Linked DNA regions of Homo sapiens: regions 1, 3 and 4 are each linked to region 2. The links are chromatin loops, found by intact Hi-C in ENCODE. Cell type or tissue: Calu3. All regions are shown on one strand. Region 1 has its middle 26 kb from the start of LINC02458. Region 2 has its middle 160 kb from the start of KITLG. Region 3 has its middle 86 kb from the start of LINC02458. Region 4 has its middle 170 kb from the start of LINC02458.

Evidence for each region. Hi-C counts contacts between places; a loop is a spot of excess contacts. Peaks named below come from ENCODE experiments on the same cell type or tissue, not always from the same donor. Only the 100,000 strongest peaks of a DNase experiment are listed, where the experiment ranks them.
Region 1: it touches region 2 in a loop (6-fold over the local background); 2 of 110 quality-filtered maps call a loop at or near these places.
Region 3: a loop joins it to region 2, with 2.1 times the contacts of the local background. A loop is called at or near these places in 2 of 110 quality-filtered maps.
Region 4: it touches region 2 in a loop (2.8-fold over the local background); 2 of 110 quality-filtered maps call a loop at or near these places.

The regions. Positions count from the first base shown.
Region 1 is chr12:88,989,776-88,997,775 of GRCh38, reverse strand. No RefSeq gene overlaps it. Among named protein-coding and RNA genes, the nearest start is that of LINC02458, 26 kb to the left of the region's middle. In Calu3, a CTCF peak has its summit at 3,999; no DNase peak of the experiment used is centred here.
Region 2 is chr12:88,734,821-88,742,820 of GRCh38, reverse strand. No RefSeq gene overlaps it. Among named protein-coding and RNA genes, the nearest start is that of KITLG, 160 kb to the right of the region's middle. In Calu3, no CTCF peak of the experiment used is centred here; a DNase peak (open chromatin) is centred at 4,870.
Region 3 is chr12:88,929,307-88,937,306 of GRCh38, reverse strand. No RefSeq gene overlaps it. Among named protein-coding and RNA genes, the nearest start is that of LINC02458, 86 kb to the left of the region's middle. In Calu3, no CTCF peak of the experiment used is centred here; no DNase peak of the experiment used is centred here.
Region 4 is chr12:88,849,682-88,857,681 of GRCh38, reverse strand. No RefSeq gene overlaps it. Among named protein-coding and RNA genes, the nearest start is that of LINC02458, 170 kb to the left of the region's middle. In Calu3, no CTCF peak of the experiment used is centred here; a DNase peak (open chromatin) is centred at 3,201.

The DNA.
Region 1 (8,000 bases), 250 kb before region 2:
GGAGGGAAGACTGGTGCCACAGAGACACAGGATTCAGCTAGCGTGGTCCCTTTATCTTGCTTGCATCCTATCCTAACTGTATTAACTTATGCCATATCTTTCCCTTTTCTTCTTACTATGTTTTATATTAATTTAGTAAGCCATGTGATTTGAGCATCTTAACTTGACCAGTAAACCTCTCCATTCTATGACCTCTGGAATAGCTTGCCTCATGGTGTACTCGAAAGCCACCATTTTTAAATGCAATTTCCCACATGCTTAGACTGATTTTGTATTGGTTCAACACTACAAGAGAAGATGGGTTTACTAGAATTTTATATCTCATCCACCAGTAGATGAACAGATAATGTATGATTTATCCCTAGAATGAGTGCAATACAATTATTAAAGCGATTAAAATTTATTTAATGTAACAGGAACAAATGTAAAAAATGCAATATCAAATGTAAAAAACTTAATTACTGAAAGATACACACAATGCAGTCAATTTATATAAATGTTAAAAACCTACGAGTTACTAATTTTGGCTTAGAATCCAGTCTACCCTTCTCTCTTCCAACGAGAGAAGAGCCCATTGCCCAAGATTCAGCAATGTATATGGTTATACTGGCAGATATTATCCAGCCTCCCTTGAAGCTAGGTACAGCCATGAGTAAAATTCTGCCCCATATGGTGTGAATAGAATTATGTGTACAACTTCAATTTTATATCCATAAATGTGAAAGGGGGCTGCACATCCACCCTCCCTCTCTTTTCCCTTTCCAATGGCTAGAATGCAAGAATGCCAGCTTCAACTATGAAGACACCCGAGGTCATGATGCAGCAACAAGAGAGGGAATCTAGATCTTGGCTAATCTTGTGGGTAAAGACATCTGCCCTGAATTGCTAGCCTATCACTGGACTCTATGAGCCATGGAATTTTTGAACCATTATATTTTGGGGTTTCTTTTTTATAGAAGCTTAATATGCATCCTAATTAATATAACACAAAATGATACATTTATTTTCGATTCATATGCAATAAAGTAAAAATTTATGGGATGATGCACACCAGTTAGAGGATCATGGTTCACTCTGTGGAAGGAGAGAGTAAAAGGGATGGGGTAGTGCAAAGGTAGGTGATCTATAACTAGTAAGATGAATGCACAAAGTCATAAAAATCCAGACTCATTTTTTTTCCTTGCTCACTCACTCCATGTCACTTCCTTCCTCAAAGTCACAAGATGTTTGCTGGAATCCAGCCATCACATTCATATTCCAAGGAGAAAGCAATAAAATGGAGGAGAGAAAAAAAATTCATGCCAAATTAAGGTCACTTAAAGAGATTTTATGTAAATCCCACCCAAAAACATCTGCTTACATTTCTGTGTAGTCATGCCCTCTCTACTTTATGTTCCATGTTATAGTTAAAGCGACCCAGTGTTTTATGCATCAATAACTCCTCAAGCCTCAGAATTCAGTTCAGACCTTAAATTGGCAAATGAAGTCCCTCATGATCCAGCTATTATCCCTCCAGCTCCATCTTCTATACCTCCCTGCTTGCAGGCAATGCTCCAGACAGATCAAATGCTTTCAGTTCTTGAAAATTGCTACAATCTCTCTTGTTCCTTTGCCTTGGCAACTACATCTCCTTCTGTTTGGAACGTTCTTTCTTCACTTAACTAACTCCTTTTTTTCATTTAAGACAACCTGCCACATGCCTTTTGGACACTGAAAAGTATTTCTGACGCCTGGTCTGGAACAGATATGCTACAAATAAACTTTGACGGCCTTCTACATATATCTATAATATATAACATTTATCACATGCATTAAAATTGTTTATTTGTCTATTTCCTCTACTAGATATTTAACTCCTTAAATGCAGAAATTTTCTTTTATTTCTGGTGCTTGACATGCATGAGTTGTTTAATAAATAGGGTAAGTATATAATTTGCTGTCTAAACCAGGATGCTATTAATCATTCTGTTGGCACAACAGGTGTAAGGTGGGCAAACTGGGACATCTTATTTTCTTATCAATAAATGTTTGGATAATACATTATCGACATACACACACCATTGTATTGGAATTTAAGAAATCTGGCTCTGTTATTAGACTTTTACTTTCTTAGTGACTTCAGCACCATGCATGGCTCATGGCACACCATAAGTGCTTCACCAGTGTTGAATAAGACAGTAAGTACATACTACTACCACTTACCACCTGTACAACTTCATGTGGGACACAGAATTCACCCTTTATGTACTCAAGATAATTTGTAGAGATTGAGATTGATTATTCAAATAAGAAAAAGACCACTTTCCATTGAGAGTACAAGAAAATACTTTCATAGAAGAGGTAGTCTGAACCATTGAATTTTACTCACATATGATTGTTTTTCCTGAGGAGGTTCTTTGCCTCTTGTCTGCTTAAAACTTGTGAAATTCTGCAATCTTCGAAGTTCATCATAAATAATTCATCCCCCAAAACTTCTTCATGTGTTGGTCTTATCAGAGGATATGGTTACTGTGAGCAGTATTGAGACATTGTGTACACCAGAAAATGTGAAATTTGGAACATCTTTGAGTAGGAGGTCAGAAATACCAGAATTACTTCATTCCTGCACATTGCTTGGCTACAAATTCAGCTCAGTCAGTTCACTTTCAAGAGAATATTTCTTAGTTCTCCTTCCTTTAATGTCCTGGTGTTGTTGTTACACTAGCCATGTTTAGGAAGAGTTTTTTTTCCCTCTTGTGTAGGAGTCTTCTGCCCACAAGCCCATTTTGTGTTAAAATTAAGAAACACTGATGGAGTGATGAAAAGCAAATGCTTAGATGATTCTCAGAAATCTTTGCTTAAGCGCTGAATTTAAAACAATCACTTCCAGACACACTCATTATCTACTAGCTATTTCAAGTTTCTAAAGCACAATTAAATTTAGTTAAAATTATGCACTTGTTGGTGCATATTTATTTCTAGACACATATAATCAGGCAAGAGTGTTAACATTTAGTCATGGGCTAAGGAATGCAGGGCTTTGGCAACTGGGTTTTTGAGATGTTTAGGTATGTGGATAGAAGGATGGTGAGCTTACTCTTGGTACAGCATTCCAAGTTTCCATCTACTTGCTCAGCAATAACTCAGTAGGAGAAGTTTCAATGCACACTTATCAACCAAAATAAATTTGTAACACCTACTTCTTTTCAGGAGGCTTCAAAACCAGTCAGAAACTGGCCGGGCATGGTGGCTCACACCTGTAACCCCAGAATTTTGGGAGGCCGAGGTGGGCAGATCATCTGAGGTCAGGAGTTTGAGACCAGCCTGACCAACATGGTAAAACCCCGTCTCTACTAAAAATACAAAAAATTAGCTGGGCATGGTGGCGGATGCCTGTAATCCCAGCTACTCGGGAGGCTGAAGCCGAGGCAGGAGAATCCCTTGAACCCGGGAGGCAGAGGTTGCAGTGAGCTGAGATTGCACCACTGCACTCCAGCCTGGGCAAAAAAGCAAAACTTCATCTCAAAAAAACAAAAACAAAAACCCCCAAAAACCAAAACAGTCAGAAACTAAGACAAACCCCTACTTAAATTCTCTAGGAAGACTGAATCATAAGATTCCCAGTTTTCGAGCATAGTGTTTGCAGTTTGTGTTTGCGCAAAGAACCAAATTCTTCTGGACAACACCAAAGGAATCTGAGCTAATTATTTCCCACCGCATATTCACAACCAAAGACAATTAGACCTAAGAGGGGCTATATGTTAGAAAGAGACTTACATCTATCACTAAATAGGCAACCTTGAGTAATTAATTTACTTCTTCTTTTCATGGCCTTGTTCTCCACAGTAATAAATGTAAAGTAAGTTATCTACAATTTTAATTGCAAAAATATGATTCTATGGATTCAAGGCATGAAAATCAAGAGAAAAGTACGTCTTTTGACCACTAGTCGTCCTTCTTGTGTAGAAAATGAGGGTACTTCTTGTTACTCTTCTTAAGCAGAAAATGAGGATGTTTGAGGTGCTCTTAGTTTAGTTGGTCATATGTGAAAAATAGAAGACATTATGCCTTCAAAATGTTTGGTCTTTGTTTTCCTGTTATCATCATATTTATTCTGGGCGTTCTTTGTATAGAGAGCCAGAGCAGAGCTCTGTATTATAAAGGTGATATTTTTGGATAAGCTATTGATGGAGTTGCAATATATGAAGACATTAACTATTTTCCTTAGATGAGGGAGCTTTCATTTGGATCCACCTGAATGGCCATGGATCCTAGGTAGGCAGTTATCATATGGGAGTCTATAGTTTTCAAAGAGAAGAGTTTGAAAAATGCTGCATTTACTTGAGGATGCAAGTGTCCACCTTTCTGGGCATAAGGGCAGGAGGAAACTACAAAAAGAAAGGGCTAGACGTATACTTGTATGTTTAGCTGCCTGTAGGGGTAAGGGCTCACTCTTGCACTTATGGCGTTGCAAATGTTAACACCCCAAATTGACTTCTGGAACAAATGAATGACAGACACATTAAATAAGGGGCTTTATCCCAATGCGTGTTTTCAGATATAAAGGATTCCTCAACTCCTAGCAGCAAAAATGACTTGTGTTTTTCTGAAGCAGTTTGAAACCAAAAGCAATTCAAATTCACATAAAAGCACAACTTAAATGTACCACATGTACGCTTGGATTAAAAGAATGTTATTGGATGGGAATGTGTGTTCTCTAAAATTTATAGTTGAAACATTGAAAGTATGTGGAGATTCATTATTATCACTTTAATTCTCAGACCATTGAAGTTAAAATAGAGTCAAATTGGCAGGTAGCCTTTTTTGTGTCACATTACCTTATAGTAATGGTTACATTACTGTAGTTACAGTAATATGTGTAGTATATATAGCATTAGATAGATAGATAGAGAGATAGAGAGACGGAGTCTCACTCTGTCACCCAGGCTGCAGTGCAGTGGCATGATCTCGGCTCACTGCAACCTCCGCCTCCCGGGTTCAAGTGATTCTCCTGCCTCAGCCTCCTGAGTAGCTGGGACTACAGGCGTGTACCACCATGCCCAGCTAATTTTTGTATTTTTAGTAGAGACGGGGTTTCACCATATTGGTCAGGCTGGTCTCAAACTCCTGACCTTGTGATCCACCCGCCTCGGCCTTCCAAAGTGTTGGGATTACAGGCGTGAGCCACCACACAGGCCAATATATATTTTTATATATAGTACATATATGGTGTTATGTATATAGCATATAAAACTACATTTACACTATATGTAATTCTATAAATACTATCATATATAGTATATATAATAATATACTATAACATATAGTGTATATAATAATATACTATAATATATAGTGTATATAATAATATACTATAATATATAGTGTATATAATAATATACTATAATATATAGTGTATACAATAATATACTATAATATAGTGTATATAATAATATACTATAATATATAGTGTATATAATATACTATAATATATAGTGTATATAATATACTATAATATATAGTGTATATAATAATATACTATAATATATAGTGTATATAATATACTATAATATATAGTATATATAATAGTATACTATATTTGTTATATTAATAGTATAATCTGTATTATACACATAACTATTAATACATAGTACTATATATCTCTATAACATAAATCTGTACCACATATCTATATAATATAAATATTGCTAGTATATATACATTTGTTAGTGTATATTATATAATACATATGATATGTCATTATATATTACATATTATATTACTATAATATTGTAATAGTTATAGTAACAATAGTGTCAGGCATTTATTGGGTTTACTTTGCACTGGGCACCATGATTAGTGTTTTACTAAGTTGATCTATTTAATAGTCATGTGAGCCTATAAGGTATAATTATTATTTCCATTTTGCCCATGATGAACCCAAGGACGAGAGAGGAGCCCAAAAACACATAACTACTATGGAGTAGAGCTAGTATTTGAATTCATACCCAAACTCCAACCGTTGCACTCCACTGCTAAAGGCTTATCAATGACTATAAAGATGGAAGAAAAATTTTAAATGAATCGATATTATTTCTTGTTAGCTTTTCATTAACTAGATATTTGTCTTGTATTGACTATAGATTTTAGTTTGAAAATCATATTTGCTGAGACTCGATTCTTGTTACAAAATATCATTTGTGAAAATTGGGCTAAATTGTGAAATTCAAATACACTATTTTTCGGAGAATGTACTTAAGGCAACTTTTACTCATGCAAGGTAAAAATTACTCTTAGTAGTTCAGAAGCACTGGTGTCAGGAATGATGAGAAATCTGGTTTTATGGTCTAATCTTTTAGAGCTCTCAGTTGGGTGGTGGAAGGAGAGGACAGAGAATCTTGTTTGTTAGCCTTTTCTGTTTGGTTGATTATCTGTGAACTCCAATTATATGAGAAAATGTTTTAGTTCCTCTGGGAAGGAGAAGAACTTCCGATACCTGGACAAGTGTTTTTCTGTGTTCTGTTTTTTTCTTTTGATCCATGGCTGAGGTTGTGCAGTGAAAGCTATAAGCTATCTGTGTGTCTATGTGACTGTATTTGAGAAAAGTCTTTACCTCTTTTGACAGATTCTATTTTTCAAAAAATGACTACCACCATATCTTCCATCCAACATGTTATTACAACATGACTTTGACACTCTTCACATTAAGAGGCAAGATCTATGTTCCATACTCTTAAATTGGAGCAGATTTTGCACTCAGGTTTAAGTGGCACTGAGGAATTTCTGAAGGTAGGTCATAAAAGACAATACAGTTGTTCTTATGCTTGGAACCAAGCACTATGCTGTGGGGAAGCCCAAGCCGCTCATATAGACAGACCCGCATGGAGAAGAACCAAGGCCCCATCTCTCAGCCTTCATTGAGGTCACAGCCAACAGCCAGCAACCAACACTGACTTGTCAGCCACGTGAGTGAGAGCTCTTAGAAGTGGATCCTCCATACTCCAGCTAAGCCACCCCAAATGACAATGCATGGAGCCTTCCCTGCCAAATTCTGCCCAAACCATAGATTTGTAATACAAATAAATGATAGTTGATGTCTCTAGCTACTAAAACGCGAACCCATTTCATCATGTGAATGTGAAATATTTTTTATTGCTAGAGGACAGTAATACATTAAGCCATAGAGTTTCTCAGTATAGGAACTCTGTTCTGATTGGTTGATAGAGATTCACAAATACATACATACATATATATATATATATATATATATATATATATGACATAACTAAAGTCTCCATGTTTTATATACTTATATTTTACATTTTAATTAATAGTCTAAGTTCAAATAATTAAAGTGGGTATTTGGACCGAAGCTGCTTTAATAATTAAAAAAAATAGCTATGTGTCTTTTTCCTGACTTTATTAACACAGAGCATAATACCTACATTGTATTCTATATAATATTTGGGGTTTTTTTGTTTGTTTGTTTGAGTCAACCTTATCAATGATTTTATGTATGGCTTTTGAGGGTTTTTTTTTAAGTTCTGGGGTACATTTGCAGGTTTGTTACATAGGTAAACATGTGCCATGGTGCTTTGCTGCACCTATCAAACCATCACCTAGGCATTAAGCCCAGCATGCATTAGCTATTTTTCCTGATGCTGTCCCTCCCCCCACACCTTCCCCAACAGGACCCAGTGTGTATTGTTTCCTTCCCTGTGTCTAACATTGGGGTTTTAAAAATTTAGTTAATCTGAACTCTTTAATATTCTTAAACTATTTTACCAATCAGATAAGCCAACATTACTTCTACACAATGTTTAAAATTAAGTAAAATGTAAAATTATGTGTTCAACTAAATTGAATTATATTTGACAAATGTTTTTACATAAATAATTATTGGGTTCCGCAGTGCATCAGCTTAAATATAATTTCCAAAATATCTAATTAATTTTAAATTATTAAACTGAAATTAGATCAAATTAATTAATCTTGGAAAACTTATAGAATACTAAAACATT
Region 2 (8,000 bases):
TGAAGATCAGGCATATCAGGAGTACAAAGTTCATTTAGCCCAAAACAAGGAAGAAAAAAATTAATTACACCCCCCCAACATACCCATACATCCACCCCACAGTGTTTCCCAAAATTCAGTCAGAATTCTTAGGAAATGTATTAATATGTGAGATCATTTTACATCTACTTAAAAAATATCATGTAACTACATATATATTTTAAAAATAGAAAACAAAAAAGAGAAAAAAATCTATAATCTCAACATTCTAATAAATCACACATGAAATTAGGAAAATATTTGTATTTAACGATAACGATTAAATAACAGTTCAATTATATGAATTTATCCATATCATTATTACATCCTCATTACAAACTTGAATATTCAAATGTACATGATAGGTAAAATTCTTTTGTGTTTTCATAATGATTTTAAATTGGTTCTCTTGTAGCAAATATGTGTCCACATCTCCATTTTATAATTTTCATAGTCCCTCATATTTTTCCATTAAAACACAGATCACAGTAAGTATATGTAATTTCATAATTTTATTTATTAATATATCTCCACAATAAGATCCTAAGAAATTACAGTATGAGCACTATTCTAGCTTTTGATTACTCTGGTACCCCTGGCACCCAGCTCAATTATTGTCACAGAGTAAGGCAGAAAATGAAGGAATGACAGTTATCCAATGAATGAATAAGAAGTCTCTTCACTTAATCAGCATCATTTGATCCACTTTGAATCTGCTATCTACTTTTGAATCAAACATCTCTTTTCACAGATTTTCCTTACATTCTTTCTTCGAAAATTTATTGTAGGATTATTTTATGTGTTTAACCCTATATTACAGAGTTATTTAATACATATGCTTTTTTTGTATATTTTTATTATACTTTACATATGCATTTTAGAGGATGTAAATGCATAATTTACATACTGTAAAATTTACACTTACAGGAAGTCTGGATTTCAGGGACCATGATAGACCTCCATGAGTGCATAATACTTGCCATTGTGGTATAATGGAAACACGAATATACCACAACATGCCATTGTAGTATATTGGAAACACATATTCTAGAATAAAATTAACCTGGGTTCAAATGCATGCTTGCTTATGTACTTGTGTGATCTTGGATAGGTTATCCTAATTTCTTTGAGTGTCAATATAAACATCGATAAATTCAAAATGTAAGCAACTTAACTGGCCAAGGTTGTAGTTGTAAATAATAAATAACATATATATATAGTACCCAATACATAGAAAGAATTTTCATAATACTAATTCCAATCCTTAACAAACTCAGATTAATACTAAATAGAGAACAAGTGACTTTGGTTTTCTACTTTGTACAGGATTTCATATTTTATACCTTATTTAGGAAATCATAACTGTGAATAAAATAATTCATAAAACTCATGTTGTCTATGAAATTGTCTCAGGATCATAGACTGCCTTTACCAAACAACAAATAATTTGCTCCTAGAAGAATTTCTTTTGCAGCATTACATCACTAATACAAACCATCTCCACAGAAAAAAAATTGCAAGGCACAAAGAAGCTACAGATACAGTTCAGGATAAACATAATTTAGCCAAGCAACAAAGTTCACACATTAATTTATGAGAGTGTCTACAGTTTGCCATTCAAAGCAGATGGCCGAGATCTTGGAATCACCTTATAAGCAATGTAACAACATGCCTGCCTGTTATTATGGCTATGTGCTGCCAGGGATTTGAATCAACTGGAAGAAAACATGATTTAGTCAATGACACGTTTGTGTCATACCCAATTGTTTTATCCATAATTAGTACAGACTTATACTTCACAGGTATTCAGCTGAAGTTAATTGAGGTCTTGGCATAAAAAAATAACACTGTAGGGTTTATAAAGCATTTAGACTCCATGTGTGTTTCTTATAATCATCGACCCACCAAATTTTATTTTTTAAATAACCTCTTGTTTTATTCAGGGATAATAGGAAAGAACATGTAAATAAATGAAATTCACACACAAAAATCCAAATATCTGAAACTATGAACATATTTTCCCACAAAACTAACAAAAATAATACTTATTGTTAGTCAATAAATGTGTACTACTTTACATGCATTATGTCATTTAATACTTACCACAACCCTATGAGCATGGTTCTATCATTAACCCCAACGTACAAATGAGGAAATCTGGGCTAGTAGAAGTTGAGAAACTTAACTGAGTTCATATAGTTGGTAAACTGGCAAATTCCAGTGAATGTACTATTCAACCTTTCCAAAGCCTATTCTTTTAACTATTCCCACCCAGGAACTGCTAACAAGAATTCAAATTAAATGATTAGGAAGTGTTAGGCCATCATAGATGTTGATCATTGATGATCAACAAAATAACTAAAGGACAAGTAATTGGAGGAAGATATATCAAAAAGCAGGATAGTGCATAGATTTTACAAGTGAGGGTGACCTTCAAGATCACTTTGTGCAGTGTCCTCATGATAGAGTCCAAGATAGAGAAGATAAAGAAGATCGAGCCCAGGTCACTTTTTATGGCCTAACATCTTCTCATAATACCATTGTATAAAAACCTTAATAATACGTCTTCCTAAACAGCTGGAAAAAGATTCCATCCTACTTCTGACCTCTACCTTGATTTTGTAAGAATTCAATAATTTAGATAATGTGCTATGTAGCTTTCTTCTTATTGTTCCGAAATAATTTCCATGTCAGTAAGACCTACGCTTTAGTGATCAGCTCTGTGGAAAAGGAAATGAAACATTCTACAAATGGGGTAATTTTCTTCTCTAATGAAGTAAGAAAATAAGCAGTTGGTGAACTAATGTTTAGCATATTTATAGTCATTTCCATACTACTAAAAAAGATACAATATCCCATCTGCTTCTGGCTGCAGAACGGGTTAAGAACACAATTTAACTCTACAATCAACGTTCGTTCCAAAACACCTGGTTGTATAAGAAGGGGGAATTTGGGGATTCAGAACTTTCTCCAGGAAATATCTTCAGTTTAACTTCATCTTTGTCTCCATTTTACTCTGCATACTGTCAGCAATTACATGTTCAATTGTCTTTCTTGGGCTTTTTTTGCTTTCTAAATATATGCTTTTTTTTTTCTATGAACATATTTGATCTCTTCAAACTATTTTGCCTCATGCATCAGCTCTGTCCTTTTTGCTGTATAGTATGTTCTCGCTCCTTCATCTGTTGCTGCAACACTTTGCATACCTGACATATAATTCTAATCTATTTCAAAACAACTTGATATGTAGGGAACTCAATCATGCATTCATTCAACAAATATTTATTCTATGACAGGTCTATGTTAGGAGCTGACCGTACAAGAAATCAATATCCAATTCTTCCTCAGTTAAAAGTACTTAAGAAACAGCTATGTGCAAGGTGTTATGGAAGAAATTGACGCAGTTTGGCTGCCACACATATCTTCTTCAGGGAAGCAATCCTGAGTTGAGACTTGAAAAATTAGTAAGAAATTTAGCCTAGTAAAGTACTGGGAGTGAAGAGCATTCTAGCCAGAAGGTGTAGCATGTAATAGCTTGATATATAAAGAAACAGTACCAAAGTGCCAATAATTAGACACACTTTAAATTTATTTCCATTTTTACTTTTTACCCTTTTTGCAATCAGTTTTCTCAGATTGAATACATTTTATAAAGCAAACAAAGGTTTGTCTTTCAAGTACTGTCAGCTAAAGTGAGCAATGGCAATAGATTTCAGATCATCAGCACTATCATAGATTTCCTCTAAAACCTTGGGCTAGTCCATTTTTTCCATCTGTAAATGAGAATATACTGTCTCAACCCACACAGAGTAGTTGTGATGGTTATGTAAGAAGAATCCATGTTGTACTCTAAGCATTATGTCTTGCACAAATTATTTTAACTGCGATTAATTAATTTCCAAGTCTAGATTAGGTATTCTGGAGGAAAATTAGAGAGATCTGGTTATAGAAAGAGACAAGAAGTCATTTAAAATTTGAATATATTTAAATATACAATTATTTATGTTTATATATGTATACACACATACATATATACATATACCCCTGAACACAACAGTTTAGGCTGGGATAAAAGAGCCAATAAATGAAGGAGGTTCACAAAGTTGAGGAGTTAAAACAGGTAAGGGAAGTGCTAAATGAAAGAATGCCACTCTTGGGTTTTTAACAATGACCTGAAATTACATTTGTTCTCAGAACTTGACATCCTAAATGGCTTTAAGAGTTTGGGAACTTGGTATCCCTTTTGTGCCCTCAATTTGTTATTTGGGCCTACATATATAGTTATTAAGTCTTGACTGAAAAGCACAAGTCCTTAACCAATCTGCAATAGGTTTCCTTTAAGATGTCCCCACTTCATTCAAATACAAGCAGTGTTTTACTTTAAAAAGGCACTTCCTCAATGGAAGATTGATTTTCTACAAGCAAGAGGAGCTATGGCATTTCCTTCTGTAAGCGTGAAGAGAAGTGTTAATTATTTACTAGAGTAAGAGGTAGCTGATTAGGCTAATATGTTTAATATTTACCAGAATCTAACTATTTTTTTTAATAAATGAGCACTCTGTGATAGGTCCAAGTAGAGGATACTTAATGTTTCTGTTTAATCTCATTTTTATCTTAACTACTTACGGGAACAAGTCTTGAGAAGGAAAAGCTACGGGAACAAGTCTTGAGAAGGAAAAGCTACGGGAACAAGTCTTGAGAAGGAAAAGCAAATAAATAAAAGTTTATCATATTAAAGTTGTTAGCCTTATGTAAGTTAATATCTGCAATGCTTGGCAGAGCACGGTGGTTCATGCCTGTAATCCCAACACATTGGGAGGCTGAGGTGGGAGGATCTCTTGAGCCCAGAAGTTCAAGACCAACCTGGGCAGTATGGCGAAACCTCATCTCTATAAAAAATACAAAAATCAGCTGGCTGTCGTGGTACACGCCTGTAGTCCCTGCTACTTAGGAGACTGAGGTGGGAGGATCGCTTGAGGCTGGGAGGTGGAGATTGCCACTGCATTACTGCCTGGATGACAGTGTGAGACCGTGATCTACTGTATTTCAGGGACCATGAACCCTACTAAACTTTGAGTCCCTCTAGGACAAGTCTGTGTCTTATTTTTCTATAGGATATGCTGAGTCTTATTCTACTGACCCTTCTGTGCTAATGCCATGCCCACCACTGAAGGATTTTTGGATGGATAAAATAAGTAGAAAAACAAATGAATCAACCATACATACATTCATAAAGAAGCATGAATTATTTACAAAGCACTATATAGCTAAGTATGAAAAAATAAGTGGGATACACATTGTGTCTTTAGTTCATAGAAAAATACAACTGGTTGCTGTGGACTCTGAAATAAAATTAAAATAAGAGTACTGTTTAAATTAAAATGGCTGCTTGGATAGAATGGTTCTTTAAGAGAAATTACACTAACACTGTTTCTATCAACACATTTTTAGCAATCTTACTATTTTTCTATCCTGACATTTGATTTAACAAACACTTATTGAAAAATAATATGTGTTATAAATAAGACTGTTTCTTGCAATTGGCAGGGATTGTGGCAATTTAATGGTAACTCTAGATATTTCATGCTTACCAGAATTTCTGATTCATGTATGTAAAATTAATTAAAAAATGAAAAAACACTTTATTATCTGGTAGTGTCCAGGCTTTTTCTAAATGTGGTGTCTACAAAAGGAGGAAGGAGTAATAGATGATTTAAAAAATTGAGAATCTAGGTTTTTCTACATAATTATTTTCTGATAATGAGCTCCTTTCTTTAAAACATTTTCTATTTTTGCCAGGTGCAGTGGCTCACGCCTGTAATCCCAGCACTTTGGGAGGCCGAGGTGGGCAGATTACGAGATCAGCAGATCGATTGGTATCTCCTGGCTAACACGGTGAAACCCCGTCTCTACTAAAAATATTTAAAAAATTAGCCGGGCGTGGCGGCGGGCGCCTGTAGTCCCAGCTACTCGGGAAGCTGAGGCAGAATGGTGTGAACCCGGGAGGCGGAGCTTGCAGTGAGCCGAGATAGCACGCCACTGCACTCCAGCCTGGGTGACAGAGTGAGACTCTGTCTCAAAAAAAAAAAAAAAAAAAAAAAAATTCTATTTTTTCTTCTTAAAATGACACACGCACATTAATTGCTCAATATTTACTGTAACATTTAAAACATGTAAGATATGATTATTTCCAGAAATGTACAAAAAGTGGAATGCATATGTATTATTTTAAAAATCAAACATTAGAAAAGTATATATTGTAGAAAGGAAAATTCCTCCATTAGACTTCAATACAGTGAAAAGTGCTCATCCTATGATAGCAGAGAGATCTGGGGGCCTGGAGAGGGTGTAGGTCATACTGTAGCTCTCAAAGTGGCTGTCCTATTCACCTGTCCTATTCACCTATCAGTTTAGTAATCCAAACAAAGATTTACTCCATCATTTCATCCAATCTATAAATGCAAAACTAAAATAGGATCTCCCAATCTATTAGATACAGTCATCTGATTGGATTATGGTAATTGATATGATTAGATGAACAATCAAATTAGATAAAGTAACCTATATGCTGACATCATGATTTTAAAACCTATGATTTTGTTAATTCCACCCTTCTGATTACTATTGGTGGCGCTTGAATACAGTAGTTGCCCTTATTTGTGGTTTTGCCTTCCAAGATTTCAGTTACCTGTGGTCAACTGCAGTCAGAAAATAGGTGAGTACAGTACCATATTTTGAGAGAGAGAGAGAGAAAGAGAGAGGGAGAGAAAGAGGGAGAGAAAGAGAGACCCCATTCACATAACTTTTAGTACAGTATATTGTTATGTTTGTTCTATTTTGTTATTAGTTATTGTTGTTAATATCTTACTGTGCTTAATTTATACACCAAACTTTATCATGGGTATTTATCAGTAGGAAAAATCTGTATATAGAGTTTGATACCAACCACGGTTTCAGGCATTCACTGGGGGTCTTGGCAACTATCCTCCAAGAATAAGGGATTACCATCGTGCACAGAATAATTGAGCTTCTTCAGGTGCTAGTCCATTTGGGGAGGCAGCCTCAAGAGAAACACAACATAGCTTGCAATAACCCTGCCTTTTTCTTTAAATGTAGGATTTGCCAGTTTTATCTCCAAGACTGATGACTTCAAACAAGAACACCCCAGAACATATTGGAACATTTTGACCTGATGACGACTCCTCTTATACAAGACCCGTTGCACCCTTCTTTGATAAGTGAGAGTGCTGGTTTATCCACTTTGCCTAATTAATTATCTTTATCTTGCTAGATGTCACACTGCAAAAATGTCCACTTACACTTTTTACCCAGTTAGAGCTCACCCTCTTTTTTCCCCCAAACTTCAATTCTCTGCTCCAATTATTCTCAAAATATTTCCATGTTTGTTTGTATCACCTAAAAGCATTTTTTTCATTGAATAAATATTTATTTATTTAGTACCACCACATGCATGGCATAGCTAGGGATGAGAGAGAAGAGGGAGAGAAGGAGGCTTAATTTAAAGAAAAAACAGGGGGCAGGGCGCGGTGGCTCACGTCTGTAATCCCAGCAATTTGGGAGGCCGAGGCGGGCAGATCACGAGGTCAGGAGATTGAGACCATCCTGGCTGATACAGTGAAACCCTGTCTCTACTAAAAATTACAAAAAAAAAAAAAAAAAAAAAAAAAAAAAATTAGCCAGGCATGGTGGTGGGCACCTGTAGTCCCAGCTGCTCGGGAGGCGAGGCAGGAGAATGGCGTGAACCCAGGAGGCAGAACTTACAGTGAGCCGCGATCGTGCCACTGCACTCCAGCCTGGGTGACAGAGCCAGACTCCGTCTCAAAAAAAAAAAGAAAAAGGAAAAAAAAGAAAAAACAAATATTGATCATGTTCTTGAGGTGATTACAAACTAGCATAGCCATGTGCATAAGTAACCATATCTAATGAGGTTTTTAAATAGTAATTGTTACCAAAAGAAAGAA
Region 3 (8,000 bases), 190 kb before region 2:
GCTATACCCTTTTAGAGAGTAATATGGTAATGTGTATTAAAGTAAAAATAAACACAATTTTGACACAGCAGTCCTACTTCTGATAATCTAGCCTATAATAATGAATGCCCTGGTGCATAAAGCTATGCCACATGTATACTAGTATGTTTGTTACAGCTCTATATGAAGTGGCAAAGCACTGGAAACAACTCGAATGCCCATTGTTAGAGAAATGGTAGAATAAATTATGATATATTTATACTGTTGGATGTTATATAATGTTATGTGAGAAATACAAGATGCTGAGGGAGATAGGTAAATGACAGATAGGTAGAGAATTATAATCATGTAATTAGAAAACAAATGTGTGTATATATATATATATATATATATATATATATATATATATATATATATGTATGCATGTGATTCCATATGGAATTGGATTCCATATGGAACATAGAACATAATGGATCCCATAGGGAACATAGAACACATGGAAGAATATAGAGAAAGATATGGAATCAAATGCACCATTTTATTTAAGTGAAAATGGTGAAGAAGGTGGAGAAGGAGATTATTTAAACGATTTAAAAATATTTGTGCTTTCTTACTTGTTCTGAGTACATTCTCCTTTACAATTAACAAAAATTAAGAAAATTTGGCAAAATACTTCATTTTATTTCCCACACAGCGTTTCCTCATAAAGTCTCGTAAAACGTAAACTTGTCTATTTAGATAGAAATACCTCATCAGATTTACTATCTATACTAAACTTATTAGTAATTCTTCATATAGCTTCTTTCGTCCCCAAATTCCCAAACACCTTAGAAACATTGTCTGGGAGCTCTTTCAATGAGATAACGTGTTCAGAGATGGTAAATGGAGTGGGTACTGCCACTCCTTGTTGCCATCTCCTAGCAGACACACCCTGCCCTCCACCCATTCCCATGGATCCTGCTGTAGTCAGAGTGAGATTCAACAGTGGTCTTGAGGCTTTTTTCTATGAACCAACCAGAATTGAAGGGGAAACGACACCATTTACTCTTCCTGGGCGAGTAAAAACAGCATGTATTGGGGTATGAATCACACATTTATCCTTGTGTGACCTGGAGTACGTTAGTAAGCCTGTCAGAACTTTAGTTTCCTATAAATTTGGACATTATCTCCTTGAAAATTTTCTTATGAAGAGTAAGTGAAATCTTATTCTAACTGCAAGGCCCCTTTGTCATCTCTCTATATTTGCTTATATCCAGTTAAGGCTTTGGCTTAAAGTGCTTACTATGAAAGTAGCTTAAAGAGCTTAAAGTAGATTAAAGTAGCTTAAAGTAGCTCAAAGTAGCTTAAAGAGCTACTTTGCTCTTATTTATGCTTGGTCCTTCATTCATGCATTTGGATGTATGGCTGAGTGGAAGACATCGATTCCGTTTGATCTGGAAAACAATGATTCTCATTTTCTATCCATTATACCCATTGTCTCTTGGGCAATGTCACCAGGAACAGCTCTGCCAAAATTTATGATCCTCAATCCTGCTTATCTGTTGGCAATGTTTCATTGACAATCACCCATCTGGTTAAATACCACTCAGACTTCATTCTCATGTTACATTCACCTTGAGCTTTCTTAGCAGATTCTAAATTATTTTAACTTCTTTTTGCCTCCACTATGTACTGAAAGCCTTTGGCAAGTGCCTAAAATATGTATTTTGGGTTACATAAGAAATACTCTACTGGAGTTGATATGAACTCCAATGGAGGCAAATGAACAAATCCAGAATAGCGCCTAGAAGATTAGAAGATGTCAGGTTCTCATCTATCCATCTATCCATTCATTCATCCACCCCTTTCCAACTGAGTGCATAAATACTCAGTGGTAGACCCAGAAATAGATGTTGGAGATTTAACAGTCAATAAGACTGACAAATTCCCTTCCTTCTCTTGTGGAGTCTCTAGTGAGAGAAAACAGGCAAAAAATAATTGACACTAAACAAGTAAATAATGTGATTTTAGTTCTAAGTGCTATGGAAAAAAATAGAGAGCACATGAAAACAAGAAGACTATCTTCAAGCCAGAAAGTAAAAATGCTTAGATTTAGTGATCAAACTAGAGTTCTAGAAAACAGGAAGCTAGCAAGATGGGGAGAAGTAATCAGATCTCAGGTGATTGAAAATAACATAGTGACCAGCAGAATACACTGAAATCGGCCAGATGCAAAGGAATGATTACCCTCAATCTGTCTTTCAGCTTCTAGCTGGGAAGAAATTTCTTTCAGGTTCTGGACCAATAGGTGGGTAGGAGTGAGGAAAATGGCTACATCTAATTAAGGAAAGACTGCCGGAGAAGTAGGAAGGATTTTCTTTCCAGGATGTTCTGGATCTAGTACATATTTGGCAGGTTTTCATAATTTTCTTTATATTAGAAAGTGGATCAAAGGTCAGGTATGATTATTGCACAAACATAAAAAAAAATTCCCTCCTCTGGGGGTGTCACAAATGAAGCCCCTTACGAATTCTTCACACGGGTTACAGGCATTATCACAATGCTTAGGCATATGATAAAACTACAGCAACAAATTAGGTGCAATTAAACGTTTTCAACTCTCTCACACACCTGAAACCAAAGCTATGAAAAAAGAGGCATATCCCAGGTAATTAATTGCCAAGAAACATTTAATGATCTCTCCTCTGCTACATTTAACATGAGTCATGAGTGCTTTGTTCCAACTTAGTCATAAAGTTCCCTGGAGCCAAGGGCATGTTACTACGGCACACTAAAGGAAAAAAACCCTAAACACAGAGCTTAATTAATTTTCAACTTCTGCCACACAACTTCACACCTGAATTCCTTATCCTTTGGGCATACTTAATATAACCACAATGCACTGTAGTAACACCTACTTTATAGGCAGAACTTTCATCTACCCACAGTTTCCTCTTCTTTGTAAAACCATTTGGCTGACCATCACAAAATGGCAGTAACCAAGCTTCTCTCTTTGCAGCCTGACAGGTCAAGCACCCTACTAAATTCAAGAAAGAGACTGTTTTATACCATTATTTTGCTCTAATAACAGAGTGGGAACTCCTTTAATGTTAAGATTCTCTAGAGAAGGATGTTGTTTTAAAAGTATTGACCCACGAGAAGCAAAGGTACCTGGCAACTTTCAAAATGTGTGATATATTTGTGTCAGCTTTTTCTCCCAGGCCCGTTCTGTCTTTTGAGCATATTGAAAGAAAGCCTATCTTTTTTTTTTTAATCCAAATATGTAGCAGATGGGATGGTGGATAAATGTCAATTACTGTTGTCAAAATTTGCAAAGGCAGACCTCATTGGCTTTGGGCTTAGCACGCTACATGACAATGGAAATGGATACGACATTTGCATTTAATAAAGCGTTTGCTGAGGAAATTGAGTTGAGTCTGAAGGTTCTGCTGGTGACAGAAAGGAGATTAATGTCAAACTTCAAAGGTGGGGAAAAACTTTTAAAACTTTCAAATTTGAGCTTTTCTAAACCCACATTTAAAAACGTTGCCTTAAAACTGAAAAAAATATTATTTTGTGCTTTTTAAGATAAGTTGGGTTTTTCCATTTCAGTGCATTTGTGAATAACTCTGAGAACTATTTTCTTTTATCTATTTGACTTGAAAATATAGCAAATACATACAGATTGTATATATTCTATGCCTGCACAGCTAGTTAGACTATAAAAAATCATGTCATTTGCTGGTATTTTGTTTTCTACTCCATTGACCAATTTTTCATTTTGCCCACCTGCTGTTTTCATATCCTGTACACACTGCATAAGAGCCCTTCCCCTCTATTCTAACTCGAATCCTCAACAGAGACATAGATTTATCATTCAGTTTGGCCTCACATGATTGCCCACAGGACCATCCTGGTTTCTTCTGGCCTTGACTAGAGATTGGATTTTTGTATTTTGAAATAATCTAGCCATAAAAAACCATCTGAGTTCTTCAGAGAAGATACCCTTTCTCTCTCATCCTCCAGAATCCTATCTGGATATGTTCAGAGGGAATGATCACTACACTCAGAGTGGAATGTTTCAGAAGCTTGAATTTGCAATCAATGTTCATTTCCAAGGGCAAGCTAGGGTTTCTCCTATGTGTCTGTGTTTGTGAGGAAAGGTGAGTTCTGTCAGCATTTAAAATCTCGGTGAAGTGCTCATGAAAGGAGGCATGTAGAAGGGCTATTTTTAAGAAAGCCTTATCATTAAAGCTTAAAATTTCCCTGAATTCATGGCCTCTGCAAAGGAACCGAATCCATGGAGGCAAAGGACAAACTCCCTGGAGAATTTGAGAGTTCTCAATTGATGCAGTTTTAGAATTTGCAGTTTTGAATTGTAAAGGCCAGCAAGCAGTCATGCTGCGTTGCCTCTTGCTTGGGCTGGCTCTGAGATTATTGATTCCAAAATCCTGACTGGCATGAGAATTACCTGGGGATTTCTCTAAAAATATAGTTTTCTTCCCTCACTCTCAGAAATTTTGATTTGGTATGTCTGGACTAAGGCCCCAAAATTCAGAACACAAACAAAAAATAAAAAAAAACAAAACAAAATAGAAATCTCCAGGTGACTCTCATGCTTTGCACAGCCAGGTTGGTGAGGCCATCGCTCTTATCACACTAACCAACTTGTTTTGAAACTGAACCCTGACCTCAGCCTCATTAGTACCACACTGCTGGATACTGAAGCTAACTGGTTTCATTTGGAAATATATAACCTTGTCTCTGATCTTGCTAGAGGGCATCCATGTGAGAAAATAACCGTTCACATTATTTGTTAGCATAGCTTGATATGTGATTTTAATACTGCCCTTTAGTTTTAAACTATACTATTTCAAAAAAGTGTTTTAATCTTCAAAAGAATATCTCCATTTGAGTGGAGAAAAAAGGGAAACCTAGTTTAAAAAAATCAGTGTGATAACCATGTCCCTAAAGCCTTCTTCTCTCAGTGAGGATGATTTTACACATTTTAATGACCTGCTTAAAAAATCTGAATTTAAATCTTTTTTTCCAAGCAGGAATTACATACGTTTTAATGATCTACCATAACTCTTAAAAAAAGTTCTTATCTTGTTAATTTTGCTCCCGTGGAAACAAAGGCTATGTGCAATGTGTGTGTGTCTATAAAGTCATTGAACACTGATTGTTCATTTTTTCTTTAAAAGCAGGCAGACATCATCCTACGGCAAGGTCATCTTACTGTTTGCAATGATACATGGTTCTGTACACTAGGCTTGCTTTTGCACCTCCTATGACCATTATTGATAGAGAAAATAAAAAAATAAAGAAGTCAGTTTGTACCAAGTGAAGGCTTAAGAAAAAAAGATGTCAAGAAGAAAACTCAAAACTCTGTCCTTAAAGAAGGTGAAAGATTTTAATGGTCCCGTTGATTTATCTAAGTCTACCTGGAACACATTAACCAAAATGGTTTACTGAGTAATCTCTTTCAAGCAAGACCACAGTAGAAATATTTCAAAGAATTTAGGAGCTCAGGAAATCTCTGTGCTCAGTGAAGCAGAGAAACGCCCTAAGCTGCAGATGAAAGCAATGCACACTGATTAGTATCAATGCAAAAAGAGATAAGGACATGTTCTTAGGGCCCTGCTGCTGTGCTCTGGGTCATTGGTTCACAAACTAGTGTGCGTATGAATCCCCTAGCAAGGTTGTAGAGAATGCAGATTCCTGGGCAGTGACCACTGAGATCCTAATTCATAAAGATTGAAACAACAAAATAATTTTAATTTGCTAGCCCTGTGGTTTAGCTTACACCTTGAGGTATACTGCTCTGGATAATTTATTTAGTGAAAATAAAATCAAATTTCAAAAGTAAATATTTTCCCCATATATAAAAGGAATGATAGGGTGGAAACTATAATTTCGGTCATAACTATCATTCATTTGTAGAAAATATGGAAACTTCAGAAAAATAGAAAGAATACAACTCATCCAATGGTCCTCATTGAAGCATTATGTGACACTTTCTATGAAGATCTCTCCTCTTCTTTTTTTTTCAGATTCTAGTGGATTTCTCTCTGTGGCTTACTACCTTTGGCTGGAAGTTACTCTCTATTTAGTATGTCGACTAGTCCCTCCCTTAAGTAATATATCTCCAATTTTCCTTTAACTAGTTCCACTTAGATATCCTACTATCATCTCAAACTTAAGCTTATCTGAAACCATTTGTATTTTTTTTTTAACCATTAAAACTGGCTCTTTTTATCTTCTTGTTAAGAGGAACAATATTTGCTCCAACACATGCAAGAAGCTTCAATACTTTTGTTTTTTACATTATCATTCTCTAACCCATTGCTACCGTCTCCTAATTCATTTTCTTCAAGTGCTCTTTACAACCATTCTTTCTGTTCATTGCAGATATCAGATGGTATACATTCACATGGCTGCACTGACTTTGAAATGTTCAAGCACCTTCATCAGCCCCTGCCCTGAGCCCTTAAGTACCCACTACCCTGTTGTTTCTCCTGAGACCTCCGCAACAACCTCACATGATCCAGCAGCTTAAGGGGTTATATTTGGCCCTCCTGCAGACCCCTGCCCCCCAGAACTCATGCTTCAGCCCTCAGAGAGCCTCACTTTTGACTGGTCAGTCTCCATGCTGCCCTTCATACCTAAGTGACTATAGCCATGACTTAAATCCAGCTTTTCTGAACTTGAATTATGTTATGCAACATCACCACATCTGCCTTCCTAAAAACCTGCTTTCATCATCTCCTCCTCTGAAACCTTATTGAAGTCATAGATAAGTACTAGACAAGTATTGAATCAAATTTACTTAATAATTGAATTGAATTAGGTAAACTCGATTCAGTAAACTATCAAGAGTTTACTATGTGATAAGTACCAATCATTTGGGGTAAAGGGAAATTACAAAAATGAACTATATAGAAAATTTAGATGGTTTAATATGAACACCAGTAAAGATAGGAGAAGGTGTAACGTGTAAGAAAAGAGGCAAAGAATAGTATATGTTAATAACTTGGTTGGAAAATTTTGTTCTGAATGTCATCTAAGGTCATTGGGGAGATGATTGCATGCCTTACACTGCAGCTCAGAAATCTTTAACTATTTTTCCATGGCCTTCAGGCCTCCTTATGTCCCAGTAATACCCCTGACTTTCCCTTCTAGCTTCATAATTTAACCCATCTTTTTCCCACGGAAACGACCACAGTGTCAATGAGCAATCAAATTTCTTAGACAAAAGGAAAATTATTATTTCTTTAATCTTTAAAGCTTCGGTTGGAACCTATGCTGCTGTGGTGTTTTATAGCTTGTTTTGTATTGAAAAAGATTAAATAGTATATAATTTTTACTTAATTTTCTGTACAATATAAATAAATACTTCAAAAATTCTCTATTCTACCCACAAAAGAAAAATGCCATTGACATTTTTATATGTTTTTGATTCATTCTATGAATATTTTATTAAGTATGAGATTATTGAAACATATTATTTTATAGCTCATTAAAAATAAAATAAGGATTTCCTTCTTACCAAAAATAATTTTTTATATGTTGTTACTCATATTTCAAATCACTTAATTATGCCGCATTGTTGGAAATTTAGTTTTTAAAATTTTTAACATTATTTTGAACAATGCTGTAGTATTTATTATTTATTATAAATATTATTGTACATAAAGTTAGTTCTCATATTATTACCATGAAATGTATTCCAAGAAGAGAGCTTATGAGGTATTAAATGGTTTATATTTCTTCATAAATACAGCCAAATTACTTTCCAAAGGATATTTTCAATCAATTCTTATTCCCATGAATAAAAAAAGAGAATACCTATTCTATCACACTTTCTTCACAGCAGTACAATTTTAATGCTACTATTGTAAGCAAAAACTATATGAATTTTTTCTTCGATTATTATTGAACTTGAACATTATTTTTCCTGTTTGGTAACTGGTTTCTTCTTTAGAATTACTATCATATCAGTGTAAGTGTTAATGATTCTGTCATGAATCCAAGTTGAAAAC
Region 4 (8,000 bases), 110 kb before region 2:
TGTAGAAGTATTATTAAACATATGGCACTGGGAAAACTGGTTATTCATTTAAAATAATTAAATATTAGACCTCTAATTCCTATCTTGCATAAATATATTCCAGATGCATTAAAAAGTGAAATAATTTTTAATTGAAAGAGTATGTTGGAAGAAATATAGAAAAATAATGTTATGACCTCTAGAGGTTTCTAGCTAAGAAGCAAAATCCAGAAGGAAGATGTTGGCACTTATGCTGAAATATAAATACTTCTTTAATTAAAGCCATCATAAGTAAGTTACACAATAACCAGCAGTCTGGAAAAAAAACTTGCCAAACATACAACTAAAAATAATTAATATCCAGAATATGTAAACATATCAGCCAGAAAAACTAAAGAATTTATAGAAAGTTTGTCAAAAGACAGAAGAAAACAGTTGGCCAAAACAGATGTGTGAAAAAAGGATTCCTAGACTTACTCGTAATACAGATATGTACATAAGATTATCTATTCAAATATAATAAATTTAAAAATCAGTAAAAATCTGTATAGAGGATACAGGAAAACAATTCCTCTCATACTCTTTTTGTGAAACTTGATAAAGCATTTTTACAAGGCAAGTAGAAAGTATCTTTCAAAATAAAAATAACACATCATTTACTCAAGACTTTCACTCCTAGGAATCTATCCAAAAAATAATGCTTATAACATGTACACAAATACATTTCTTTAAAGATGTCATTTTTTGTTGAAGCATTTTTTGGGTAATATTTGAAATTTTGGAAAATAACTCTATAAAGATAGGGGTAGTTTCAGCTATAATTTATAGAAAAACCCAAAATAACAGTGGCTTATAAACATGATAGTTTATTTCTCCTTCATGTAGGTTCCTGGTGTGAAAACTCCATGATTCTCAGAGATCTGTCTTCCTTTTTGCTCTGCTACCCTCAATAAGTGGTCCAGTGCAACTGCTCCAGCTTCAGTCAGCTGATCCATATTTGAGTTAGCAGACAAGGGAAAAGAAGCCCTCTCCCTTTGAGAACATTTATTTGATTGTTCTTCACTTTACTTACATTCCGTTGGTCAACACTTATCCACAGACACAAGGCCACACCTAGATTCAAAGAAAATTATAGAATTTAGTTGTTATTCTTGAAGACCCTGTGCCCAAATAACATTTGAAGGTCTATTTCTGAGCAAGTGGGAAAAATCGATTTTGTGGGACAACTCATAGTCCCTCCCACAATCTAGCTATTTGCCTACCCCAATATTCTGCCATACCCTTCTTCTGACACACAGAACCCAGTCATGCCTTTTGCAAAATAGACAGTTCCAAAGTCCCACACAGAGATCACTGCAGTGTCTCTAGATTATGTGTACTCTTGTGGTCTGGCAGTTGCTAAAATTAAAAGCAAACAATCTGCCCCCAAACATATCCAACCTATCACGGTGCAGCTGGAACAGGATAAACAGAATAAAAGCTCTCATTTGGAAAAGAGGAAAATAAGAATCATGAAGTGTCACTGGGGCCTTAGCGATGATAAAGTCCTCTCTGATGGTAAGCTTTTGGGTTCCTGCTGTGGCTTCTGTTACTGCTATCTCTTGCTGTAATGACTGATATACAGTCCTACTAATAACTGCTTCAGTGTTAGGGTTAAAACAACTGGCCTTCTCAACTCTTCAAGGAATCACACTACTGTAATCTCAGTCAACCAAGATTGTAGAACTAGGCAGAGAGCTTCTCACTGGCTGGTGTTAGACTATCTACATGAACATTATTGTAGAATTTTGTTTAAAAGTGAAAAAGGCAATCAACACACCTCAATCTTACGTATTGTCTCTACTATTTCCCCTAATGCTACGGTCATTGTTGACACTTACTCTTTCATCCAGGGCACCACAGGGAACAACTGTATTAGTTTTTTATCATCAAATAACAAAGTTCATCATTGTTTCAGAATGCAACATGTGAGTCCTCTTCATCTTCCACTTGATTGCTAAGCCAATGAAAATATATGGCTTCTGTTGCATGCAGCTCTCAATTTCTGTTTCAAAATTCCTTTGCACTGTGTTTGATTATAGATGACAGAAACTACTCTTAGCTAGTTTAAGCAGAAAAGAATTTAGTTCAGGAAATTAGCTACCTCATTGGAAGGGCTTTAGAAACAACCTTTATGCTGAGTCTGTAGAAATGAGACTATTCTGAAGCTAGGCATGAAATGAGAGGTATCTGAAGCAAGGTATCAGGCTCAGTAATTTCTGTTTCATAAAAGACAAATACTGCTGCAACCAAGCTCATTAGCAGAAACAGCAGAAGTACCAGATTGCATGCCCAATATACGATTATATCTGCTCATCTAAAGCTAAGCCTGTTTGGAACCTGAACTGTAGAGAAGTCTGAGAAAAGTAGTCTGCAACTTTTCAGCCTCTGTCATTTAGTAAGCATGTTCTAAGTTACTTGAAATGGACTGCAGTAAATCAATGCATAGTATTTGCCACAGGACCTAAAAGTCCATCTTTGGTAAATAAACTAAATAAATACTGGAACATTCATGTTAAGAAATATTAAGATGTTGTTAAAAAGAGTACGTACAGTGGAAACAGACAAACTTATAGTCAATATGTTAAGGCTAAAAATATTGTCAGAAAAAGCTGAGATAGCTGTTAACTGTGAGGCAGTATTTTGTACAAGGAGAAGCTATTAAGAAATTGCCGGCCGGGCGCGGCGGCTCACGCCTGTAATGCCAGCACTTTGGGAGGCCGAGGCGGGTGAATCACAAGGTCAGGAGATCGAGACCATCCTGGCTAATGCGGTGAAACCCTGTCTCTGCTAAAAATACAAAAAAATTAGCCGGGCGTGGTGGCGGGCACCTGTAGTCCCAGCTGCCCGGGAGGCTGAGGCAAGAGAATGGCGTGAACCCGGGAGGCGGAGCTTGCAGTGAGCCGAGACTGCGCCACTGCACTCCAGCCTGGGCGACAGAGGGAGACTCGGTCCTCACCCCCCCACCAAAAAAAACAAAACAAACAAATTGCCATTGAGACCCCTTGAGTAGTTGCTGAGTACAAGGTTGTACATGCATAGGGTAAAACTCAATGAAGCCAGGCAAAGAACTGTAAGATGAACAACTTTCAGATCTTTCACAAGGTAGGGAAACATTTGAGCTCTGACTAACCAGTGTAAAGATTCTTCAGTCATCAATGAAGCATTCAGTAGAAAACCCGGAAAAGGTCATATCTGGGTGAAGAGAACAAGGTATGCTTGGAATGAAGACAACTCTAGACATGCCATAAAAGTGCTTAAAACAGGAATTAAATGGATCAAACTAATCTTCAAGTAAGTTAGTTGCCTACTAGAATAAAGCACAACATTCTTTGAAGCAAGACATCAAATTGCAGATGTATGTAACCTCAGTGTAACCTCATGTTGTCTAGCACACAATAAAAAATTGCTACATATGCAAAGCAGAACATTATATAACATAGCCAGAAGAGGCCTCAATTGATAGAAACAGATCAAGAAATGTGAGAGAGGGTAGACTAGCAGACAAGGAAGTTTAAAAAGCTATAATAAATATGCTCAGGGATTTAAAAAGAAACCAGGAAATAATGAGGAGAGAAATGAAAAGTACAGAAAAGAACCAAATGAAATGTCTAAAGATGAAAGACATGGTAAATGAAATAAAAAATTCACAGGATGGGATAAAGAACAAATCAGACTGTGCAGACATAACAATAAAATGAATCCAAACTGAAGCACAGGAAGAAAAAAAAATACTGAAAACTAATGGACAGAGCTTTGTGGGACATGCGGGACAATATCAAGCAGTCTTACGTACCTGTGTGGAGAGTTCTGGAGGAAGAAGCATTAGGTGAATTTAGCAAACCATAGGATATGTGGTTAAAATATAAAATTCATTGCATTTCTCTATACTGGTAATAATTCAATGTTTAAATTTGATTTATATTAATTATATAGCATCAAAAGTGTGAAACACTTCACAATATATTTAGTAGAAGATGTGCAAATCCTGCACATTAAAAATTATAAAATTTGCTGAAAGAAATTTAAGAAGCTAAATAAAGGGAGAGATATGCCATTTGTGTGATTTGGAAGATTTAATGTTAAGGTGTCAATTCTTTTCCAATTGGTCTACAGATTCAACTCCTTTTATATGAAACGATAGAAAAGATCAATTGTATTTAAAATGAAGAAAGCAGATCAGAGGTTACCAGGAGCTGGTAGGATGATTAACTTCTAAAGGTCTCAGGATCTTGTTGTAGTTACATTGGTCTGTGTATTTGTCAAAACTTACAGAGCTTAACACTTAAAATAGGAGTATTTTCTCATATATAAATTACATTTCAATAAAGGTGATTTAAAAATAAGCCAATTACATTTCAATATTCTAGTAAAAACTATAACCATGTTAAAAAAATAAACAATTTATAATATCAAATAAAACAAAAAGGTATCTAAAATAAATCTAACAAAAGTGGGCCGTGTGTGTTTGTGTGCATGTACATATGTGTTTTTTTTTGTATTTTAATTATATATTTTATTTAAACCTGTGTCTCTAAAGCATTACATCAACATATAATCAATATTTGAAAAGAATTAATGGGATGTACTACATGCTTTTTTGTCCAAACTGTCTTCAGAATTCAGTGTATATATATATATATTTTTTAAGTTTTTTTTTCTTTTATTATTATACTTTAAGTTTTAGGGTACATGTGCACATTGTGCAGGTTAGTTACATATGTATACATGCGCCATGCTGGTGCACTGCACCCACTAACTTGTCATCTAGCATTAGGTATATCTCCCTATGCTATCCCTCCCCCCTCCCCACACCCCACAACAGTCCCCAGAGTGTGATGTTCCCCTTCCTGTGTCCATGTGATCTCATTGTTCAATTCCCACCTATGAGTGAGAATATGCGGTGTTTGGTTTTTTGTTCTTGCGATAGTTTACTGAGAATGATGATTTCCAATTTCATCCATGTCCCTACAAAGGACATGAACTCATCATTTTTTATGGCTGCATAGTATTCCACAGTGTATATGTGCCACATTTTCTTAATCCAGTCTATCATTGTTGGACATTTGGGTTGGTTCCAAGTCTTTGCTATTGTGAATAATGCCGCAACAAACATACGTGTGCATGTGTCTTTATAGCAGCATGATTTATAGTCCTTTGGGTATATACCCAGTAATGGGATGGCTGGGTCAAATGGTATTTCCAGTTCTAGATCCCTGAGGAATCGCCACACTGACTTCCACAATGGTTGAACTAGTTTACAGTCCCACCAACAGTGTAAAAGTGTTCCTATTTCTCTACATCCTCTCCAGCACCTGTTGTTTCCTGACTTTTTAATGATTGCCATTCTAACTGGTGTGAGATGGTATCTCATTGTGGTTTTGATTTGCATTTCTCTGATGGCCAGTGATGATGAGCATTTTTTCATGTGTTTTTTGGCTGCATAAATGTCTTCTTTTGAGAAGTGTCTGTTCATGTCCTTCGCCCACTTTTTGATGGGGTTGTTTGTTTTTTTCTTGTAAATTTGTTTGAGTTCATTATAGATTCTGGATATTAGCCCTTTGTCAGATGAGTAGGTTGCGAAAATTTTCTCCCATTTTATAGGTTGCCTGTTCACTCTGATAGTAGTGTCTTTTGCTGTGCAGAAGCTCTTCAGTTTAATTAGATCCCATTTGTCAATTTTGGCTGTGGTTGCCATTGCTTTTGGTGTTTTAGACATGAAGTCCTTGCCCATGCCTAGGTCCTGAATGGTAATGCCTAGGTTTTCTTCTAGGGTTTTTATGGTTTTAGGTCTAACGTTTAAGTCTCTAATCCATCTTGAATTAATTTTTGTATAAGGTGTAAGGAAGGGATCCAGTTTCAGCTTTCTACATATGGCTAGCCAGTTTTCCCAGCACCATTTATTAAATAGGGAATCCTTTCCCCATTGCTTGTTTTTGTCCGGTTTGTCAAAGATCAGATGGTTGTAGATATGCAGCATTATTTCTGAGGGCTCTGTTTTGTTCCATTGATCTATATCTCTGTTTTGGTACCAGTACCATGCTGTTTTGGTTACTGTAGCCTTGTAGTATAGTTTGAAGTCAGGTAGTGTGATGCCTCCAGCTTTGTTCTTTTGGCTTAGGATTGACTTGGCAATGCGGGCTCTGTTTTGGTTCCATATGAACTTTAAAGTAGTTTTTTCCAATTCTGTGAAGAAAGTCATTGGTAGCTTGATGGGGATGGCATTGAATCTGTAAATTACCTTGGGCAGTATGGCCATTTTCATGATATTGATTCTTCCTATCCATAAGCATGGAATATTTCCATTTGCTTTTATCCTCTTTTATTTCCTTGAGCAGTGGTTTGTAGCTCTCCTTGAAGAGGTCCTTCACATCCCTTGTAAGTTGGATTCCTAGGTATTTTATTCTCTTTGAAGCAATTGTGAATGGGAGTTCACTCATGATTTGGCTGTCTGTCTGTTGTTGGTGTATAAGAATGCTTGTGATTTTTGTACATTGATTTTGTATCCTGAGACTTTGCTGAAGTTGCTTATCAGCTTAAGGAGATTTTGGGCTGAGACAATGGGGTTTTCTAAATATACAATCATGTCCTCTGCAAACAGGGACAATTTGACTTCCTCTTTTCCTAGTTGAATACCCTTTATTTCCTTCTCCTGCCTAATTGCCCTGGCCACAACTTTCAACACTATGTTGAATAGGAGTGGTGAGAGAGGGCATCCCTGTCTTGTGCCAGTTTTCAAAGGGAATACTTCAGTTTTTGCCCATTCAGTATGATATTGGCTGTGGGTTTGTCATAGATAGCTCTTATTATTTTGAGATATGTCCCATCAATACCTAATTTATTGAGAGTTTTTAGCATGCAGTGTTGTTGAATTTTGTCAAAGGCATTTTCTGCATCTATTGAGATAATCATGTGGTTTTTGTCTTTGGTTCTGTTGATATGCTGGATTACATTTATTGATTTGTGTATATTGAACCAACCTTGCATCCCAGGGATGAAGCCCACCTGATCATAATGGATAAGCTTTTTGATGTGCTGCTGGATTTGTTTTGCCAGTATTTTATTGAGGATTTTTGCATCAATGTTCATCAAGGATATTGGTCTAAAATTCTCTTTTTTGGTTGTGTCTCTGCCTGGCTTTGGTATCAGAATGATGCTGGCCCTCATAAAAGTTAGGGAGGATTCCCTCTTTTTTTATTGATTGGAATAGTTTCAGAAGGAATGGTACCAGTTCCTCCTTGTACCTCTGGTAGAATTCGGCTGTGAATCCATCTGGTCCTGGACTCTTTTTGGTTGGTAAGCTATTGATTATTGCCACAATTTCAGACCCTGTTATCGGTCTATTCAGAGATTCAACTTCTTCCTGGTTTAGTCTTGGGAGAGTGTATGTGTTGAGGAATTTATCCATTTCTTCTAGATTTTCTAGTTTATTTGCATAGAGGTGTTTGTAGTATTCTCTGATGGTAGTTTGTATATCTGTGCGATCGGTGGTGATATCCCCTTTATCATTTTTTATTGCGTCTATTTGATTCTTCTCTCTTTTTTTCTTAATTAGTCTTGCTAGTGGTCTATTTTGTTGATCCTTTCAAAAAACCAGCTCCTGGATTCATTAATTTTTTGAAGGGTTTTTTTGTGTCTCTATTTCCTTCAGTTCTGCTCTGATTTTAGTTATTTCTTGCCTTCTGCTAGCTTTTGAATGTGTTTGCTCTTGCTTTTCTAGTTCTTTTAATTGTGATGTTAGGGTGCCAATTTTGGATCTTTCCTGCTTTCTCTTGTGGGCATTTAGTGCTATAAATTTCCCTCTACACACTGCTTTGAATGTGTCCCAGAGATTCTGGTATGTTGTGTCTTTGTTCTTGTTGGTTTCAAAGAACATCTTTATTTCTGCCTTCATTTCGTTATGTACCCAGTAGTCACTCAGGAGCAGGGTGTTCAGTTTCCATGTAGTTGAGCGGTTTTGAGTGAGATTCTTAATCGTTAGT